5 separate regions of the Homo sapiens genome follow, and regions 1, 2, 3 and 5 are each linked to region 4. A link is an interaction called in ENCODE POLR2A ChIA-PET data of the cell type or tissue named here. Cell type or tissue: HepG2. All regions are shown on one strand.

Region 1 (4,000 bases), 53 kb after region 4:
GCTGAGGCAGGAGAATCTCTTGAACCCGGGAGGCGGAAACTGCAGTGAGCTGAGATTGCGCCCCTGCACTCCAGCCTGGGCAACAGAGTGAGACTCTGTCTCAAAAATAATAATTATAATTATAATAGTTGATATAATAATAACTAATGCTTAAGCAACACCCCGTGCCAGGCACTATTATAAATGCTTTGTGTGGATTCGTTTATGTAGTCCTCATAACAACCCTATGGACTAGGTCCTGTTATTATCCCAGTTTACAGAAAAAAACAACAGACACAGAGTAGTGAAGTGACTTGACCCAAGTCTCACAGCTAATAGTTGGTATCAGAGCCAGGATTCACCCCTAGGCAATCTGGGCACTGGATCTCAATAAAGGTTATATTCCTTCTCCTTCCTTTCACCCTTAACTTTCAAGCCCAGAGGAATCCCACCTTTGCTACTGAATCTTTCCTGACCAGCCCAGGCCCAGCCAGCCCAGTAGGAGCAGAAATCCCTCCCTGGGGGCATGCCTCCAGAGGGTAGGGTGTCTGTGCATGCTTTCAACACCATCTTCTGCTAAGTCCAGGTTTCAGGGACGCACCTGGTGCGTGGAGGGGAGAGGCTGAAGGTCCTTCCTGTCCCCACCCCTACCTCAAAGTAAGCAGCCTCACTTTTATCTGCTTTCTATATTGAACATTTGTGCCAGATTGTGTGTATGTGTGTTGGTGGAGGGGATAGTAGAGGGGAGAGCCTTCTGGAGTGAAAAAAGGTCTGGAAGCTTCCGTTTCTATTCCTTTGTGCTTTAGAATATTATCAGCGTTATAGCTTCATGTATGTGCCTTGTCTCCACAACTATATTATGAGCTGTTTTGGAGGGCCTGGCCTTCTATGGCTTGGTGCCCTGGGCACGGTAGGTGCTTCATTTTTGATGAGCAGAAGATATACAGGGACTCTTGTCTGGAGAAGAAAATCTAAGGCCCAGAGAAATGCAGCAGCTGACCAGTGAGTCCTGCAAGTAAGAGGCAGAATTGCAACTCACTCTCATTGCTCTCTCTGTAATGGCTCCTGTTGCTAGAGGCTGTGGCAGCCTTGCCTGCTGCCCCTAGGGCTGGCCAACTCTGAAGCTTCCAAAGAGCTCTTTGGATTCTTTCTAAAACTGCCTTCCTGTCCTGAGGGCCTGCCTATCCTCTCTCTGCTTTCCAAATTCCAGTACCCAAATAAGTACTTTTTTCCTTTTTGCCTCCACTTACTTTCTTGGGGGCAGGTGGACAAGAGGCATAGATAGCCCTAGATTGGACTGCTATCTGTCCCCAAATCTTGCTTTTTATTCCTAGAATTCTGGACACAGGGACTCACTGTCTGAAAGTCCTGTTTGTTTTCCCCTGTTGGCCAGTGCTCTGGGCTCTTTGATCACTTTTACAACTTTGTAATTATGGGCTGTAATGGGCTGGAGTGTTTGAATGTCACAGTAATTGCCTTCCACTGTTCCTACCCCAATTCTTCAAAGAGAGAGGGGAGGGGAAATAACAAAATCTCCAAAGAAGAAAGTCTTTGCCCTTCCTCATGCTCTTCCAGGCCAGGGTGGGTCCAGGGTCTTGTTCTAGGGGTGTGAAAACTGAGGCCTGGGAGTCCCAATTCTGTGACTACTGGGGTGACCTCTCCTGTCCTTGGCCAAATCCCTGGAATAGGAGATCACCAGTAGGGTTCCCTACCAGGGATTCCTTTTCCCCTGGTACTTCTCCCTTACCCTTGTTAGGAGGGTTCTGAAGATTGGAAAGTCTCTACCTGCCTGGAGTAGCTTAGATGGGAGGAAGTGAGTAGGGAAGATGGAAGCCATGAACCTCTCAACTCCTTCAGCACTTCCATTCTGGAATTGACTGGTCCTGTGAATTTCTAGTCAATTAGCCTGGTAAGCCTGGGCCCTAGGCTGGGCCTAGCTCCTGGGGGAGGAAGGAAAGTTACCTTCCTGACCAAAACAGGGCCCCGCTTGAGTGTCTCCTCTGCCTGCAGGCAGTGGGTTCTGAGTGGCCCCCTGGGCCTTGCTGCTGTCTGGGGAGTGGAGAACAGAGAGCTGGAGCAAGGAAAGGAGCTGCTCCCAGCCTGCCTGGCAGGAGACCTGCCCTGACAGGCTCTCCCTGGGAAGACAGGCAGAGATCAAAGTGCTGAGCCTGTGAGTAAGTCCCAGCGCTGGCTCTTCTTGCTGCCACCACTACTTGCAGGAGGGTTAACTCCTTCAATGCCTGTGGGAAGACCCCAGAGACTTTGGGGGTGAGGGGGGGCGGTGCCCAGGGATGTAAAATCACAGCCTGATGCCATTAGAAGATGAACCTTTGCCCTAGGGAGGAAGGCTGGAGGGTGGCTGTGCTAGGCCGGGAGGCCCCAGGCCAAGCCCAGGAGCAGCTCCTCACAGTGCCTGTTAGTTGTTTGCTGTTGTGCCTCCCGCCTCCCCCGACCTTTAGCTCTTATCTCCCTTTCCTTACTCCCCTCCCTACACACACCCCCTGGATTCCTGCTTTTTGTTCTCTTTCTGGCACTGCTATCTGTTCTGCCTGGTTGGCTAGATTCTGCTTCCTCAAGCTGACTCTTGGAGCCCTTGGTGAACATGCACGTGTGCATACTCACCATATGGGACTAGCCCCTTGAATCCCTCCCCACTTTTGTCTCTAATGCCACCCTAAGGGAGGGGACGAAAGGATAAACCACTGGACAAGGACTCCTCTAAGTCCTTGAATTGGAGCCAGAGAAAGACTTGGCAAAGTAGAGTGTGGCAAGGAGAGGGAGCCCATGAGATGAGCTGAGACAGGGGCTTTGTGATGGTGGCCTTGCGTGAGAGTGGCGTCCCAGGCTCTTAGACCTTTGCCTGAGCTGGGGAGATGCCCTGCAGGCAGGACTGGGCCCTGGAAAGCCCAGCTCCCTCTGAAGGAGAGCTCTACTTCTCTGCTGTCCCCTTCTTCCTCTCTCTTCTCCTTCTAAGGGGTGCAGGTCCCTCCTACTCTTCGTGCTCATACCTCTTAGTGAAGGCAGGCTGATTGTACCCTGAGGGCAGGAGCTGTGTCTTATTTGTCTTTCATCCTAGAGCCAGGTCCACCACCTGGCACCCTGTAAACCCCCCTTAAGGGTTTGTTCCATTACAAAAGGAAAAGCTAGATATTATCCCTTGAAGGCAGTGGGGACCTGAGTGAGCTCAGGAGGCAGAAGAGGAGATCTTAGACCCAGTGACCCCTTGCATAGGTAGATGTGAGTGTGCAAAGATGTGCTGTGGGCATAATCCTAGGAAGGGATAGATGTGTGAGGGGTGAGGCTAGCCTGTGGGTGGGCTCTGTCCTTCCCTGACCTCAGCCCAACCTCTACTGTGTGCCTCTGCAGGCTCGGATGGCGGGTGAGCGAGGAGCCAGTGCTGTCCTCTTTGACATCACTGAGGATCGAGCTGCTGCTGAGCAGGTACCCAGGGACATTTGCGTGTTCAAGGTGGGGGCTGGATGGAGGAAGATAAAGCTCTCAGGGGAGAGGGAAGGGCAGGGAGAAGTCACAGCAGCCCTGTGGGCACTTTCCCCCTGTAGCTGCAGCAGCCGCTGGGGCTGACCTGGCCAGTGGTGTTGATCTGGGGTAATGACGCTGAGAAGCTGATGGAGTTTGTGTACAAGAACCAAAAGGCCCATGTGAGGATTGAGCTGAAGGAGCCCCCGGCCTGGGTAAGCACACTAGACCTCCAGACCTTGCCCTGCACTTAGCCCTACTTTGTCCTGTGGCAACTCCCACCAAAAGCCCTTAGACTCCTGGAGCTGCGAGAGATCCTGGAAACCCTCTAGTCCAACTTCATCCATCAGCTGTGTGCCTCTGGGCAAGTTTTCCCCCGTCTTTGGGCCTCACCTACAGAATGAACAGATCAGGACAGATGAGTTCTAAAGTTCTTTACAGCTCTGTGGCTTCATGGCATGGAATAGCAGAGCTAGAATGAAACCCTGGTCCCCTGATCCATGACCCCTGATTGGGGCTTCTCTACTGGCCAAGAACCTCATCC
Region 2 (4,000 bases), 100 kb after region 4:
TCCAGGCTGGCTGAGTTGCATCTCCTCCCTCAGGGCCCAGGCAGTCCCCCTCTCTCATCCAGCAGAGGGGGTGTCACTGGGAGCAGGCATGAGAATCCATAGGGGGTGGAGTTCCCACAGGACACGTGCGGCTGTCCCCTTGTCCCAGGCCTGCCGCCGTGTCTGTCAGACACTGGGCCTCCCCTCTCTAGCCACCCTGATCATGAGGAAGTTCATCACCAGTCTAACTTAGGAGCCTCGCCATAGTGGCCGGAGAGAGCCCCTGCTATTGGGACTCTCCTCAGACCTGAGAAAACTTCCCGGGCATTGGCCCATTCCCATCACGAAGACATCCCTGGCTCCCCTGTGGAATTTCCTGCCCGCCTCTCTCAGGGAACGGGTTTGAGTTGCTGATTGTGGGAGGGTGATGAGCAGTGGAGCTGAGAAAACTCCTGCGGTGATGGTGGTGATGATGGGGTGGGAATGATCCCTGTTGGCCTAGAAAGCAGCCAGAGGCAGAGGTGCCATCGCCTAGGGCCTGAGGGTTGGTGAGTGTGTGGCAGGCCCCGGCCTTGGCTCTGGAGGGGGCTGGGGTGAAGATGTCCCAGGACACAGCCCAGGACTTCACCCTCCGCTCTGATGCATTAAGGACAGTGGGGTGGCCAAGGCAAGGCTGGTGCCCAGGCCTGGGGCTGGGTGGATGGATATGACCTGAAACCCAGTGTAGGGCTGTGTACAGATGGCACGGGCTGGCACTGGGTAGCTTTGAGGGGCCTGGCGGCTCATGGTGGGTCTTGGCCCAGGCCCGGGTTCGAGAGCTCGAAGAACAGTGCCGCAGCCAAACCGAGCAGTTCAGCCTCCTGGCACAGGAACTCCAGGCTTTCCGCCTGCACCCGGGCCCCTTGGATCTGCTCACATCTGCCCTGGACTGTGGGAGCCTTGGAGACTGCCCACCACCCCCCTGCTGCTGCTCCATTCCCCAGCCTTGCCGGGGGTCTGGCCCCAAAGGTAAGGTGGACCCCAGTGGCATTGGCCTGGAATCCCCAGGCCTGGGCTTTTGGATAGAGCAGGGAGTTCAGGATCAGAGAAGGCCAGCAACTCATCCAAAGTCACACAGCAGGTTAGAGCTGTGCCTGGCTAGAACCACGTTCTGTTGGGGAAAAATAAAGCCCAGGGGAGTGACTGTCCCAGAGTCTGGCCCAGGCATCGTGGGCCACTGCTCCTCTCCTTCCAAAAGGACCTGAATGGTCAGACCTAGGGGTTGGGCACTAGGAGTCAGTAGCAGGCAGTGTGGCCTTGTGCAGAGTGGGGGCTTGGGGGTCAGTCGGATCCGGTGGTCCCAGCTCCACTCACTTGACAGTCACTGTGATTTGAGAATGCTGCTTAACCTCTCTGGGCCATAGTTTCGTAAGCTGTAAGACAGGAATAATTAAATGCATCTCATCAAGCTGTTTTGACGATCATGTGAAATAGTATTTGTAAATCAGCTATACCTCTATTTAGTAAGTTTCTCTCTAAATATTTCCCTTTTTGTAAGGAAGCCCGGCTATGGAGGGCCTGGTCCCCATATCCAAGAAGCACCACCCTATCTCCTGGTCCCTCCTCAGGCCACAGACCCCAAGCCCACGTGCCATCTTCTCTTTAGACCTTGACCTCCCGCCGGGCTCCCCTGGGCGCTGCACCCCAAAGTCTTCCGAGCCTGCCCCTGCCACTCTCACTGGGGTCCCTCGAAGGACAGCCAAGAAGGCAGAGTCTCTCTCCAACTCCTCCCACTCCGAGTCCATCCACAACAGCCCCAAGTCATGCCCTACACCTGAGGTAATTGCTGGGGTGGGGCCTGAAGTTCTGGCTTTGGCTTGGGGAAGGGTGCAGGGCAGGTGGCCCTGACCTCTTCTGGGGTCCCCAGGAGTTGGGTGGCAACTTCTGGGGTCCCAAGTTGGGAGGTGGGAGGCCTGTGGATTCCTCCTGTGGGCGAGGCGCTCAGGTGGAGCCCTTCCTGCCCTCCACTGCCTGCCTGCAAGCCCCACCTGGGGCCACCCCAGCCCACCCCTGGGAGGCCCAGGGAGGCTCTGGAGTGCTGGGCTGGATGGAGGAGACACTTGGGCACCAGGATCTGCATAATGAGACTGTTCCTAAGAGCATCTGTAGTGAAAGCAGGTGGTTGTATGAGAAAGCACATGTTCCAGGATTCAAATCCCAGCTTTGCCTTAGGCAAGTCACTGAGCCTTTCTGGGCTTCTGTTTCCTTATCTGAATCTTGGAGCTAATAAAACCTGCCTTCTAAGGTTGTTGTGAGAGTTAAATGAATACGGAACCTGCCTGTCTCAGTGTGGGGCACACAGGATGTGTGCTCAACACGGGGCAGCTGTTATTATTACTAAGCTCCTGGGCATCACTCATAGCTCTGGTCGTCAACTCATCCTTCTTTCTACCCACAAACCCCAGAAGGTGGAGGAGGCAGGTCAGAAGCAGCTCTGAGAGCCAAACATTCAGAAAGTGGTAGAACGAAGCCCTGGGCCTCTATTGCCCCCTCGTGGGATAGAAGGATGGTGCCAGCTTTGGATGTGGTTGTGGAGAGGTTGCCCACTTGGTCCCCTTCTCCCAGGCATTGGCAGAGAAGAGAAGACAGCCTGTTCCCCAGGCTACCCCAGCAACCTCAACAAGGGTCAGAGAATTGGGGTGCCCTGAGGTTGCGGTGCCCTGGGCTGTGGGCCGGGCAAGTAGACGGGAAGTTCTGAGTTCCAGAGCTGAACAGCAGACACACTGTCACTCGGCTAGAAGCAGGGACCCCTCAAGCTCCTTCTGCCTCCTTTCTGCCTCCTTGCTTCCAGCGATTTACAGTTGGGGTGCTTTGCTGAGGGGTTTCTTTTTTCTTTGTTTTTGTTTGTTTGTTTGTTTGTTTTTAGACAGGGCCTCGCTCTATCCCCCAGGCTGCAGTGCAGTGGCGCAATCTCAGCTCACTGCAACCTCTGCCTCCTGGGCTCAAGCAATCCTCCTACCTCCGCCTCCCAAGTAGCTGGGACCACAGGCATGCACCACCACACCCAGCTAATTTTTGTATTTTTAGTAGAGATGGGGTTTTGTTATGCTTCTCACGCTGGTCTCAAACTCCTGGCTCAAGCAATCTGCCCTCCTCAGCCTCTCAAAGTGCTGGAATTATAGGCGCGAGCCACTGCACCTGGCAACTTTGCTGAGTTTTTACCTTAAGGAACCAAACCAAACTTCTGTTGACACCCACTCCCCACACCAGCATGGCCTGGGCCCCTCTGAGATGAGGGAAGTGGCTTTATTTCCTGGCGGGTGCAGTAGAGGCTCAGGGAGGGGTCTGGGTTATCCCCACTGCCCCTGCCCAGGGCAGCTGGGCTCTGCCAGGACCTGCTCTCTCAGGCACTAATTTAGAGAGCATCAGGGGGTCCTTGCCACTGCTCCTGTGCAGCATGTATGTGCTCATTTTCCCTCCTTAAAGCAATAGGTCCTCTGGCTCAGCCTGGAAACCTGCCTGCTTGGCGCTTGGCCCCAGGCCCTGAAGAGAAACCAGCCCTTTCTGTTTGCCCCCAGGTGGACACAGCCAGTGAGGTAGAGGAGCTGGAGGCAGACAGTGTCTCCCTGCTCCCAGCTGCGCCAGAGGGCAGCCGGGGAGGAGCCAGGATCCAGGTCTTCCTAGCACGTTATAGGTGGGTCCCTCACCCTCACTGCCCCCTAGCCCAGCCCCAGCATTTGGGGTATAGGAGGGGGCCGGGTGGAGCTGGAGACCTCTGGAAGTGGTGGGGGCAGTACAGGACACAATGGACCTATTCTAATAACCTAGTTGGGCCAAGGTGGGTGCAGTGAGGGCTCAGCTTTGCTGGTGGTGGACAACCACAACCAAGTCTCCGTAAAGGCTCAGTGCAGTGGGAGAGAGAAGACAGGACATGGAAGTGGAGTGTAGGTCACTCTCCTCCTCCTCCTCTGTGCCTCCCCTAACAGCTACAACCCCTTTGAGGGTCCCAATGAGAATCCAGAAGCAGAGCTTCCGCTGACAG
Region 3 (4,000 bases), 73 kb after region 4:
CATTATCAGAGCTCACTGCAGCCTTGAACTCATGGATTCAAGGGATCCTCCCGCCTCAGCCTCCCAAATAGCTGGCACTACAGGTGCAAGCCACTACACCTGGCTAATTTTTAAAATTTTTTTGTAGAGATGGGGCCTTGCTCTGTAGCCCAGGCTAGTCTTGAACTCCTGACCTCAAGTGATCCACCTTGACCTCCCAAAGTGCTGAGATTGCAGGCATGAGCCACCGTGCCTGGCCAAGCAGACGATTGATAAGTAGTCTAGGAACTCCAGTTTGCTTATAGTACCCCCCTCAAGGTGGCAGCTGAGTGGCCTATCTTACCCTTCTGAATCTTACCTCACAGAACTGTTTCTTTTCCTGCTTCAGGAATCGTGCGGGAGCTGAAAAGTCGAGGAGTGGCCTACAAATCCAGAGACACAGCTATAAAGACCTAGCAAGATGCAAGGCTGCCAGCATCTTTGCTCTCCACCTCCTGCCTCTGCTTATTTCTTGTTCTGGAACTAAATGAACAGAACTTCAAATACTTCCTACCCTCCAATTCAGACTCAGCTGACTGTTGAGAGAGCAGCACATCATTTTATCATTTTATCTTCTTTGGACTACAGGTGGGGTGGGAGGGATTTGGGTTGGTGGATTAACAGATGGAATTGAGGAGAGAGTAGGATGCTGATTTTCCTACCCGTGGCCCAGGTCTGTGCCTTCCCCATGCCAAGGACTCTAGGTCAAATGTCAATAAATATGAACCTCGAGAAAGTTCTGAAGGCCATGACACCTGCCTTGCCTCCCTCTTCCATTCTCTTAGGCACAGTAATAGCTTATTTGCCCTATAAGAACCTTCCCAGAGCAGCAGAGGCCCTTCTACTCCCTCTTGACTGTCTCAGCCTCTGGGATTGCAGCCTTTGTAGTGTGCTTCCTTGCTTCCTATCGGAGGGTGCTGATCCAGAGGCTCAGTAACCCCATCAACTTGGTGGCCCTGGTGTCTCACACTTGTATCCTTCTGCCCTCGAGACCTGGCACAGCAGTATCCCTTGAAGAAATCCTGAGGCTTTGTAGAGTGCTCCTTGACCATGTTTAATAATTCTTCCCTCCCCTGCTTGTCTATTTTCTTCTCTTCACGGCTCTTCCTATACCTTAGGCCAGTCTCAAGCACTCACTGGAGACCCTTGGGCCTTGGGCGACCATTGAGTCCTAGTCTCCCTTGTTTGTGCCCCTGTAGGAGGTAGGTCCTTTTCTCCTCCGGCCTAGTAGGGGACCTTGGGTAACATCCCATTTTTCGGCCAAGGTGAGTTGTTTTAGGATAAAAAAATTTACCACAAATTCTCATTTAAATTTCCACAGAAATCCTGTTCGTATCCCCATTTTGATTTCCCTAAGTTCCTTGTTCTCCCTCTAAAAAGAGAATGATTGCACCCTGCCTGTTTACCTCAGGATTGTTGTGATTGTAGAAACGAAGCTATGTGAAAATTATATAAGTATTATAAAGGTGAAATACTTTTGCTCTCCTTTTTGGGCCATTTTTCAATACATAGAATATGTGCACAATCAGCCAAAATAGTAGGGGAAATGCTGAGAACCACAACTGCAGGGTGAGCTGTGCTGTGCTAGGGCAGAGCTGCCTGTGCTAGGGCTTTGTGTCTCAGCCACCTGGTGTTGCTCTTGAGTTGATTTTGCTTGTTACCTGTGGCCTGGAGAGTGTGGGAAGGAGGAGAGATGCGACCTGACTCTGATTAGTTTGTCTACTCCCCTTCCTTGTCCTCACATAGGCCTATGGGAGGGAAACTGGGACTGGCCGGGCTGCTCATGTCCACTATGGTCTTCAAACCAAAACCATTTTCTCTGGTGCCTTCAAGCTCTGAGGGAATGGTCAGATAACCCCAACTCCAAACTGAGTTTCTCAAGGATTTCCCCAGCCCAGCAAACAGAAAGCTCCGTGGGTGGTGATTTCTGTTCAATTTCAACCTGAAAGCAACCCTGCCAGGCTAGAGCTTACGTCCTGGATGGAAGAAGTGCGTTTCAGCAAGTGCCCAGGCTGTGCAGCCAACACCCAACTTTCACTAGCTTCTCAAAAAGTCCCTTGGAAAGCCCCAGCTGCTGTCCTGGGTGTCTGACCCGGACGTGGCTGCTTGGTGAGAATGGAAACAGTTGTGGGGAGGGGAGGCAAGAGGAGCTTGCACAAATAACCACATTCAGGCTGCCTCAGCCCTACACTGAACTGGGCCCTAACTGACAGTCTCACAGGAAGCAAAAGACATAGCATAGGCATTGATGCTTGTGGGGGAAGGGTGGCCTGTTTTCCTTCCTGGACTCTACAGACTGTGCCAAGTGGGCTCTCCCCGGGAGCTGCTGCTGAATTAGCTTTCTTGCTTTCTCTGGTACTTGAACATGCAGGTGGTGCCACTCAGCAACCCAGACAGGCAGAAAGGTGCTGGAGTCCCATCCTCTACTGGGAACCCAAAGAAACTAAGACAAGGACTTGGTTCACAGCTCCCTGGGAGTGGGCGGTCCTGGTACTGCTGCCCTGCTTTCCATGGCTATGAGGGCAGCCATGAGAGCTATGTCCTGCCCCATTGGCCCATTGTGTCTGTCAGAGTTTCAGTCCCGTCCTGGCTGCCGAAGTTCTGAGTGCATAGCATCTTAAGATCTCTCCTTGTCTTGCTCAGTAGTTTGGCTTCTCTCCTGAAGAGCAAGCCTCCTCCCTAGCTCAACAAGGACAGATGCAAGTCAGACAGAGACTAGGAATAGTAGCCAGGCTGCCTTCCCCTTGCCTGCCCTTGCCTCATTCCCTGCTTCCTCCCTGCCACATACTGTGGAATTAGGGTCTCCCAGAACACTGAGGAGCTCAGTGGCAGTGCATTGATAATGCAGCCTCCAGCTCAAGAAAGGACTGGTAGCTGATAGAGCAAGGGTCAGGATGGTCTGGTCTTGGAGGGGAGCAGTTTCACCAGGGTTGGGAACTGAGGCTTTGCTCTTGGTGTGGCTTCTGCCTTGTTACTCCTAGTCTGTCTGCAGCCTGCTACTTGATCCTCAGGTCCCCTCCCTGACATCTGGTCTCTATGAAAGAGGCAGGTAGGTCATGTTTAAGAACAGACTAATAATAACTTTGTCTGGAAGTCTGGTTCATGTTTAGTATCAGTAAAGCCTTTCATGTAAATATTTTTACAGTTGACAAAGGTGCTGGGTGCTGTGGCTCATGCCTCTAATCCCAGCACCTTGGGGAGGTCAAAGCGGGCAGATCACTTTGAACCCAGGAGTGTAAGACCAACCTGGGCAACATGGCAAAAGCCCATCTCTACAAAAAATTAGCTAGGCATGGTGGTGTACACCTGTAGTCCCAGCTACTTGGGAGGCTGAGGTGGGAGGATCCCTTGAGTCTGGGAGTTTGAGGCTGCAGTGAGCCGTGATGGCGCCACTGCACTCCAGCCTGGGGGACAGAGTGAGACCGTGTCTCAGAAAACAACAAAACAAACCCAAATACAGTTGACAAAGGGCTTTCATATCCAGTATCTCATTTGATTCTCACAGAAACCCTGGAACTAGTTAACATCCTTATTTGGTGATGAGGAGACTGAGACTCAAAGAGTTAAAGTGTCTTGACTGGGCACGGTGGCTTATGCCTGTAATCCCAGCACTTTGGGAGGCCAAGGTGGGTGGATCATGAGATCAGGAGTTCAAGACCAGCCTGGCCAAGATGGTGAAACCCCGTCTCTACTAAAAATATAAAAAGTTAGCCAGGTGTGGTGGCGGGCGCCTGTAATCCCAGCTACATGGGAGGCTGAGGCAGGAGAAGTGCTTGAACTCGGGAGGCGGAGGTTGCAGTGAGCCAAGATCGTGCCACTGCACTCCAGCTAGGGTGACAGAGCAAGACTCTGTCTCGGGGTGGGGAAGAAAAGAGTTAAAAGTGTTTTAGCCATAATCAAGTAGTGGAGCCTCAGCTCAAGAAATATAATGTCCACACTAAGTTTAGGGCTACTAACTGTTTGTGACATAGTTGTCCACAAA
Region 4 (4,000 bases):
ACATTTTTGGAAAAGGATGAATGATCTTTGATAAATTTAATCAATCCAGAGGTGAAAGTAGATCCTGAAGGATGATCTATCTCATGTATAAGACTAGCTAGTAGATGTCATTGAGACTTAGGCATTTCATTACAATAGTGATGGCATCTTTATGACATCTCTAGGAAAATGTAGTAGTATATCAACCCTAGAGGGTAACTCCAAAACTTTGAAGCTGAAGAATAATTGCTCTTGCAATTCTGGTGATCTAAAACAGTGAACTAAGCTACATAGAGCTGTTTGGTTTGATCTTGAGTTTCTCCAAGTCTCCAGGTTCATGATGCATATCATCATCATTTCCAAATCTCAGAGTTTCCTCAAGAGAGGGCAACCACATTTGTAACTGTCTTCTTTCTGTCAATTAAGTGTGTGTATTAATTACTAGGGCTAGGTCTTTTCATTCCTTTGCACGTTTTAAGCAGGAATAGATGAGGCAAAGCCCATTTGTAGGTTATTTTTTAGTTTAACTATGTTAAATTAAACTATGTTGGTCAGGCTGGTCTCAAATTCCCGACCTCGTGATCCACCCACCTTGGTCAACCAAAGTGCTGGGATTATAGGCGTGAGTCACCACGCCTGGCCCAACAAAAATTTTTTTTAAATTTGCAGGGTGTTGGCCAGGCGCAGTGGCTCACGCCTGTAATCCCAGCACTTTGGGAGACCGAGGCGGGTGGATCACAAGGTCAGGAGATGGAGACCATCCTGGCTAACACGGTGAAACCCCGTCTCTACTAAAAATACAAAAAATTAGCTGGGCGTGGTGGCGGGCGCCTGTAATCCCAGCTACTCGGGAGGCTGAGGCAGGAGAATGGCATGAACCGGGAGGCGGAGCTTGCAGTGAGCCGAGATAGCGCCACTGCACTCCAGCCTGGGCAACAGAGCGGGACTCCGTCTCAAAAAAAAAAAAAAAAAAATTTGCAGGGTGTGGTGGGACGCACCTGTGATCCCAGCTACTCTGGAGGCTGAGGTGGGAGGCCATGAAGGTCAAGGCTGCAGTGAGCCATGATGGCACAACTGTGCTCCAGCGTGGGTAACACAAGACCCTGTCTCAAACAACAAAAATAAACAAAAAATTTATTTTCGAATTTGTCTTTGATCTAGGTTAGTTATTAGATCTGAAATTCTGAAACTACTGTCATAAACCTTATCTACAGGGGAAACAATGTTGAAGGTCAATAGGCTACTCATCCTTTTTGCTTTCAGAGGCATTATGTCATTTAATCTTTACAACAGACCTATCGTAATTATTATCATCAGCATTTTACAGATGATCAGAGATTCGTTTTTACATGAGGTAAGAAACACATAAAATTTACTATCATAACCATTTTTAAGTGTACAGTTCACTAGATTTAACTATATCCACATTGTTGTTCATTTGTATAATTTTGAAAGTTTATGGCAGCGGTTCAGAAATAAAATGTCTCACCACAGTCAAATATAATCTGGTAATTTGAAACTTCAAATGTTATAAATGTATTAGAAACTGTTGTATTATTTCTAATGGCAGGGTAGTAATAAGGATTATAGTTCATGAATGTGGTAATTAGCCAGAAATTCATTTTCTTTTTGCCTATGTTCTTCTCATTAATCATATTTTACCCTTTGGCTTGTATTTATGACATGGACTTATTTGGAGTCTTACATTGAAGGCATAGGTCTGATCCATAGTATTATTTCACCTCCCAAAGATTGAAAAGAAAATAACAGTTGGATTCCAGACATCTGACATCAACCTGATTTGAAAGTTCCATATAGGCACAGTTTAGACAGAGCTACTGAATTTAAATTAGTAAGAGCTGAAGAAAAGCTAAGCATAAAATGGACAGAGCCCTTCCCAGGGTAGCAGACATAAGCAGCAATAAATCAGTAAGTACTAAAACACAGGATCACTTTATTCTGGCTTTCTGCCATTTATAGACACTCAAACTTGGAATGAGCAGAAATCCTTTTGAACTTATATTTGCAAAACCTTGTGTCCATTCTTTTATCTTCCGGATTACCTTTATTTTTTTCTGTTTATTTCCTCATACCATCATCTATGCTCTGTTGGGTGCAGAGTCTGCTTAGATATCTTTGAGTGGCCCTGATTTGCATGTGGTAGCTTGCTTACCCAGAGAAAGGTACTCGGGATCGAATTGGATGCAGTTTAGCTGTGGCTCAGTAGAGGGAGTAGAGGAGCTGAGGGAGGGGGGAGAGCGAAAGAACGGGTCTGGTTAAGTAAGTGTTGTGTGTGAGCACCAGGAGGAGGGGGGCAGGGTGGGGAGTGGTTGCCTCTAGCAGCTCCACCCTCACTTTGTCAGCAGGTAGAGAGCGTGATTGCAGTCCCAGGGGAGGGAGTCAGAGCTAGAACACCAATTACAAACCACAGGCTTCCTGCTCTAGGGAGTTGATCCAGAATTGTCTTTCTGAAAGGAAGCACTCGGAATCCTTCCGAACTTTCCAAGTCCATCCATGATTCAGAGATACTGCCTTCTCTCTCTCTGGGATTTTATGTGTTTCTGATAGTGAATTGTTGATGTATTTGCTACTTTGCTTCTTTTCTCTTTCAAGACTTGATCATTTTATATGCTGTTTGGAGAAAAAAAGAACTTTTGTTAGCAAGGAGGTTTCAGAAATGATTTTGGATTTTCTGTAAGTGTTTAATTTAGTTCTAGGGGACAGCATCTCTCATCCCGGAGTAAATTTCTGCCTTTGACCTGCATGGATTATTTTTTCAGGCTGCGGAATTTCTCGGCACCTACCTGTAGTATGGGGCACTTGGTTTGGTTGCAGAGTAAGAAGGTGGAAGAATGAGCTGTACTTGGTTAAGCAGTTGAAACCTTTTTTGAGCAGGATCTGTAAAAGCATAATTGAATTTGTTTCACCCCCGTGGATTCCAGTGGGCCCGACAGCGCAACAGGTTTGCAGATTTCTTTTGAAATTCCTTTTTCCCCCCTCCCTCTGCCTCAGCAAAAGAAAAGAATCCATATAACAGGTTCATGTTCAATTGCTTGGCTTTTCAGCACTTATTCTGAAGACTTTATAATATTTTTAAACTTGACCTTGGAACACAGAGGGCTTTGTGGGTGAGGTGTATTTATATTTACTTAAGGGTGCACATTTTAAAAATCTTATTCTGTGTTTGTACAAAGACGCAAATTTTCATAGTGCCTAGAAATAGCACAGATCTATTCTACTCAAGATTATTTGTATTTTTTCAGGGTATTCTACCTAGAGCCTGTGGTTAATCGCCTCCCTGCTCCCCCTACCTTTTATTCCCTACCCCCTCAGGGAATTTGGATACATGTGAGGAATAGTCCTTTGTTTTTCTTATGAACCTAGAAAATTACAGATCATAAAATCTGGATATTAAAGTAGTTTCCAAAAGCATCTCATGGGAAATCAAAGTGCTCGGCATTTCCGAGCTGGAGAATAAAATCAAGAATCCTTAAGAGAGAAAAGAAAATGGAGATGGAAATATGAATTTTAACTGGGAAAAATAATTGGAAAGCTAACCTTTTCAAATACTCTAATTATGAAAGTTGGAAAAGGTTGTGATGCTCAGGATTATCCTGTAATGTGTGAAGATACATAAATTAGCACCTAATTTATAGGCAAATTTTGGTAAAACACAAAAAATTATGGTATGTCTAAGTTCATGAAAAGTATGTAAATGCAGTGGGCCTAGAAACCTGGCCACACTGAAATACAGTTTAATGTGGAAACTTTTCTAAATACATATTGTAGCATCTTTGGACATCAACGTGTGGCCTGAAATTTTTATTATTGTTCCCTCTTCTCCTCCATTAAAAAAAAAATCTCCTTGTGGTATTTAGTCATTTACCATTAACACATATTATGGCTTAAAAAGGGCCATCCCTTCCTTTTCTGAGCTGGAGTTCTTCACGCTCACCTTTGATGCATGGCCTTAGCTGTTTACTTTGCCTTGTTTTGTTCATGAACATTGGGTTTAGTGCCT
Region 5 (4,000 bases), 95 kb after region 4:
GCATCGGAGCCCCTCCAGCAAGGCGAAGGGCTCTGCAGGGGATGGCATGGGGCGGGCAAGGATTAGGCCTGAGTCCCCTCCCTGTCCCTGTCCCCCAACCTCAGGAGGGTCCCCAGTGGCTCCACGTGCGGGACTTCGATCGGCTGCTGCGCGAGTCCCAGCGGGAGGTGCTGCGGCTGCAGAGGCAGATCGCGCTGCGCAACCAGCGGGAGACGCTCCCGCTCCCGCCGTCCTGGCCCCCGGGCCCTGCTCTCCAGGCCAGAGCAGGGGCGCCTGCTCCCGGGGCCCCGGGAGAGGTGAGCGCCGGCGCAAGGGCAGGTGTGTGGGTGCGTGCAGATGGGTGGGGGGAACGACCACCGGGATCTCCCCTGCACCGTGCTCAGAACCCCAAGGACTCAGTGGTGGTGTGCGCACTCCCAGGGGCTGGGGAGCTTTCCCGTCCTGGGCAGGGTCCACCTCCAAGCCTCCCGTGCTCGTACCTGCGCCGTGCCCTCCCCTGGGGGCTCCAGGGTTCCGCCCTCCATAGGCCTGCGCCCAGCGGGGCCTGGCCGGCCGCCCCTGCCGCGCTGCCAGTGGTACGGCCCGGCCGCAAATCCCTGGTTGTCCTGGCAGCCGCCCGGGGCCCAGCCCGCGCCGCCTCCTCCCGCCGCCGCCGTAGAGCGGGGACGCCCCCGTCAGCGCCCGCCTGGCTGGCCAGGCCTGGCCCCAGCTACCCGGGGGCGGCGGTGCGTCCGCCCCGGCTCCAGGTACAGGCAACCCTCACTGAGCGGGGGGCTTAGGCAGCCCCTGTCTCGAGGGCCAGGGACCCGCTTAGGACCCCCAGAACTTAAGGGTCTGGCTTCTCGCCATCATCCTAGGTAGGCAGCAAGTAGGTCCTCCTCCTTCTGGGAAGAGGGCTGGGAGGAGAGACCAGGCAGTGATCTGATAGTGACCAAGACCTCCGGGTGGGGGGAGGCTTCTTGCTCAGATTTTGTCTCCCTGGCTGGCCCTGGAAGGGAGATGCACCCTCCCATCAAGACCTGTCCTCCCCCAAAGTTTGCACGGATAATCGGAAGGTGTGGTAGGGTGGGCTTGGGGGAAGCCAGGAGAAGGGTCTGGCTGGACTTGCGCTGCTCTAGGCCAAGCCCAGATTTGGATGATACAGAACCCCTATCTTGGGGAACACCACATCCCCGGGGGCCCAGGCAGCCTCCTAGTTCTCTGCCAGTCGCTGAAGGACACCCAGGACAGTTATTGAGTGCAGAGCAGGGCTGCTGCTGGAAGCTAAAAAGGGAAAGCTTTGGCCTGGATAAAGGACCCATCTCCCAGGGCACACGTGGGTCCCAGGATCTCAAAGCACTTATGGCTCCAGGACACAGGGGTGCAGCCTTTGTACTTACACATCAGCTGGAGACAATGGGAGGTGGGTGGGCAGACAGTACCCCTCTTTGCTCTTGCTAGGCAGGGATCTCTTGCTGGCTGAATGATGGGGTGGGAACCTGCTCTGGGCAGGCTGGGCTGGGGCAGGCTGCCCTGGGGCCCTGTTCTCAGGTGCCAGCCCCTTGCCCCTGGGCATTTCCAGGCCACGCCCCAGGAGGATGCGGACAACCTACCCGTGATTCTAGGGGAGCCAGAGAAAGAGCAGAGGGTGCAGCAGCTGGTAAGTCCTAGGTCAAGGGCTGGAGGCAGCCTGCTGTGGGCAGATGTACCTTCCCTCATGAGGAGCACTTGGTTCTGACCCCTCAGGAATCGGAGCTCAGCAAGAAGCGGAAGAAATGCGAGAGCCTGGAGCAGGAAGCCCGGAAAAAGCAGAGGCGATGTGAGGAGCTGGTGAGCTCTTGAGGGCAACCCAGAGGCCAGCTCCTCCCTTCACCCCGGCCAGCCAGGTGGTGGGCTCCCTCTCAGCTCTGCTCCCACCCCTGCTGCCCTCAAGAACACATTTTCCCTCCTGCTCCTTTCCTTTCCTGGCTGGTGCAGGTTCCAGCAGGGGAGGAAGGCCTTGCCTGGGAGGAGGGCAGGGTCCTCTGTGTGGGGAGAGGGGGAATGTGGGTGCTGGGCTCCCTCCTGAGAGCTCCTCTGCCCGCTCAGGAACTGCAGCTGAGACAAGCGCAGAATGAGAATGCCCGCCTGGTGGAGGAGAACTCCCGGCTCAGTGGGAGAGCCACAGAGAAGGAGCAGGTACCACTTCCGCCCAGGTGCTGTGGAGACCTGTGCTCCCACCACTGCCCCGGTCCCCAGCCAAGGGGCTTTCTCCTCCACCCCTGAGCAGGGGTAGGGTACTGTTCCCCCTGTGAGGGTGCTGGTGGGTCAAGGCTCACCCACCCAACTCCCTGTCACTGCCCCCTCGCCAGGTGGAGTGGGAGAATGCGGAGCTGAGGGGCCAGCTCCTGGGGGTGACACAGGAGAGGGACTCAGCCCTTCGCAAGAGCCAGGGCCTGCAGAGCAAGCTGGAGAGCCTGGAGCAAGTGCTGAAGGTGAGGAGATGGTGCAGGTGGGAGAGGGTGCTGGGCCCTGGCATGGGGAGCAAGTGGGACAGCAGAATATTCTTAGTGAGGGGCACTAGCTCTGAGGCCTGGGCCTGGAGCTGCTCCAGGCTCAGTTTCCTTTGTAATAGAGGAATCTGGAGCAAATGGTGTTTGAGGCTTCCTCATCTTAGATCTTCTCTAGAAATGGCCAAGTAGGGGCTCTGGCCTTGACTCAGATCTTGTGTTTCAGCACATGCGGGAGGTGGCCCAGCGGCGGCAGCAGCTGGAGGTGGAGCATGAACAGGCTCGGCTCAGCCTACGGGAGAAGCAGGAGGAGGTCCGGAGACTGCAGCAGGTGGGGCGGCAGTGAGGGAAGCTGGCAGGCTGCTGGACACCAGCTTTGCCACTCACTCATTCCACAAGCATTTACTGTGTGCCCGGCACTGTGCTAGGCGTCGGGGAGACTGTGGGGAACAAAGACCAGGTCCCTGAGCAGTCAGCAAATTAGCATCCAGGAGTGAGCTGATTTCAGACACTGATGAGCACAGTGGTGGAGAAGAACAGGGTGATGTGACAAAGTGACTGGGATGGGGTGAGGAGCCACTTTAGAGGTCATCAGGGAAGGCCTCCCTGAGGAGGTGACAATTGACCTTGCCAGCCAGGAGGTGTAGACATGCACATGCTCTGTGGCAGGGAAGAGCTGAAGAAGCCTGAGACCAATGTGGCTAGAATACAGCAAGGGATGGGCAGCGTGGTGGGAGTAGACAAGAACCCGATCCTGTCGGGCCTTAACGGCCATGGGAAGAGTTTGGGTATTTTGCTCTGTGAGTAGATAGAAGCTCCTGAAAGATCCTAAGTGGGGGAGTGACATGATCTGAGTCATAATTTTACAGGATCACATGGCTGGTATTATGGAGGGTGGACTGTGGGAGCAGGCGTGGAGCAGGGCCTGGGCGGTGGCCTGGGAGGGAGATGGTGGCTGTCTGGACAGAGATGCATGCAGTGGAACGGGAGACAAGTGCCTGGGTTTGAGTTATGTTTTAGAGATAGAACTGACAAGGTTCTGGCCGGGCATGGTGGCTCATGCCTGTCATCCCAGCACTTTGGGAGGCCAAGGTGGGTGGATCAGTTGAGGTCAGGAGTTCGAGGCCAGCCTGGCCAATATGGTGAATCCCCGTCTCTACCAAAAATACAAAAATTAACCTGACATGGTGGCGGGCCCCTGTAGTCCCAGCTACTCAGGAGGCTGAGGCAGGAGAATTGTTTGAACCCGGGAGGCAGAGCTTGCAGTGAGCTGAGATCGTACCATTGCACTCCAGCCTGGGCGACAGAGCGAGACTCCATCTCAAAAAAAAAAAAAAAGAATTGACAAGGATCCCCGTGGGATTCCAGTTGAATCCCTTCTCTGACAGCCATTTGCTGTATAAACCTTGGTGGAGGGTGGGGCTCTTCATACTCCGTGAGGTGAAGGATGAAGGGGCAGCAGATCTGAGAGGTAGGTCATCCCGAGTGCTGAGTTCCATTTGGGCCATGTCTGAGCTGCGCGTTAAACATTC

The links. ChIA-PET counts read pairs that join two places held together with the same protein. Peaks named below come from ENCODE experiments on the same cell type or tissue, not always from the same donor. Only the 100,000 strongest peaks of a DNase experiment are listed, where the experiment ranks them.
Region 1: POLR2A ChIA-PET joins it to region 4 with 63 read pairs; 27 of 35 experiments call an interaction of 5 or more read pairs at or near these places.
Region 2: POLR2A ChIA-PET joins it to region 4 with 35 read pairs; 23 of 35 experiments call an interaction of 5 or more read pairs at or near these places.
Region 3: POLR2A ChIA-PET joins it to region 4 with 14 read pairs; 31 of 35 experiments call an interaction of 5 or more read pairs at or near these places.
Region 5: POLR2A ChIA-PET joins it to region 4 with 10 read pairs; 26 of 35 experiments call an interaction of 5 or more read pairs at or near these places.

Annotation. Positions count from the first base shown.
Region 1 is chr17:58,362,946-58,366,945 of GRCh38, reverse strand. RNF43 (ring finger protein 43) reads left to right here. Exons shown (of 10, transcript NM_017763.6): 4 at 3,346-3,420; 5 at 3,540-3,671. Among named protein-coding and RNA genes, the nearest start is that of SUPT4H1, 13 kb to the right of the region's middle. In HepG2, no CTCF peak of the experiment used is centred here; DNase peaks (open chromatin) are centred at 1,365 and 2,425.
Region 2 is chr17:58,316,077-58,320,076 of GRCh38, reverse strand. It overlaps TSPOAP1 (TSPO associated protein 1), which reads left to right. Exons shown (of 32, transcript NM_004758.4): 13 at 783-987; 14 at 1,625-1,797; 15 at 3,537-3,652; 16 at 3,945-4,000. Among named protein-coding and RNA genes, the nearest start is that of TSPOAP1-AS1, 7.4 kb to the left of the region's middle. In HepG2, a CTCF peak has its summit at 2,499 (motif pointing left); a DNase peak (open chromatin) is centred at 2,496; H3K27me3 peaks cover 1,575 bases.
Region 3 is chr17:58,342,681-58,346,680 of GRCh38, reverse strand. SUPT4H1 (SPT4 homolog, DSIF elongation factor subunit) reads left to right here. Exons shown (of 5, transcript NM_003168.3): 5 at 368-1,503. The coding sequence ends at 435. All of the region lies in intron 3 of TSPOAP1-AS1 (TSPOAP1, SUPT4H1 and RNF43 antisense RNA 1), which reads right to left. Among named protein-coding and RNA genes, the nearest start is that of SUPT4H1, 7.5 kb to the left of the region's middle. RefSeq lists an enhancer at 1,934-2,463. In HepG2, a CTCF peak has its summit at 1,639; no DNase peak of the experiment used is centred here.
Region 4 is chr17:58,415,958-58,419,957 of GRCh38, reverse strand. It overlaps RNF43 (ring finger protein 43), which reads left to right and starts at 2,424. Exons shown (of 10, transcript NM_017763.6): 1 at 2,424-2,941; 2 at 3,996-4,000. In HepG2, a CTCF peak has its summit at 2,213; a DNase peak (open chromatin) is centred at 2,297; H3K4me3 peaks cover 1,688 bases.
Region 5 is chr17:58,321,107-58,325,106 of GRCh38, reverse strand. TSPOAP1 (TSPO associated protein 1) reads left to right here. Exons shown (of 32, transcript NM_004758.4): 5 at 105-296; 6 at 1,562-1,639; 7 at 1,726-1,809; 8 at 2,068-2,157; 9 at 2,331-2,453; 10 at 2,695-2,799. Among named protein-coding and RNA genes, the nearest start is that of TSPOAP1-AS1, 2.3 kb to the left of the region's middle. RefSeq lists an enhancer at 1-52 and silencers at 190-279, 320-389, 510-759. In HepG2, no CTCF peak of the experiment used is centred here; no DNase peak of the experiment used is centred here; H3K27me3 peaks cover 3,642 bases.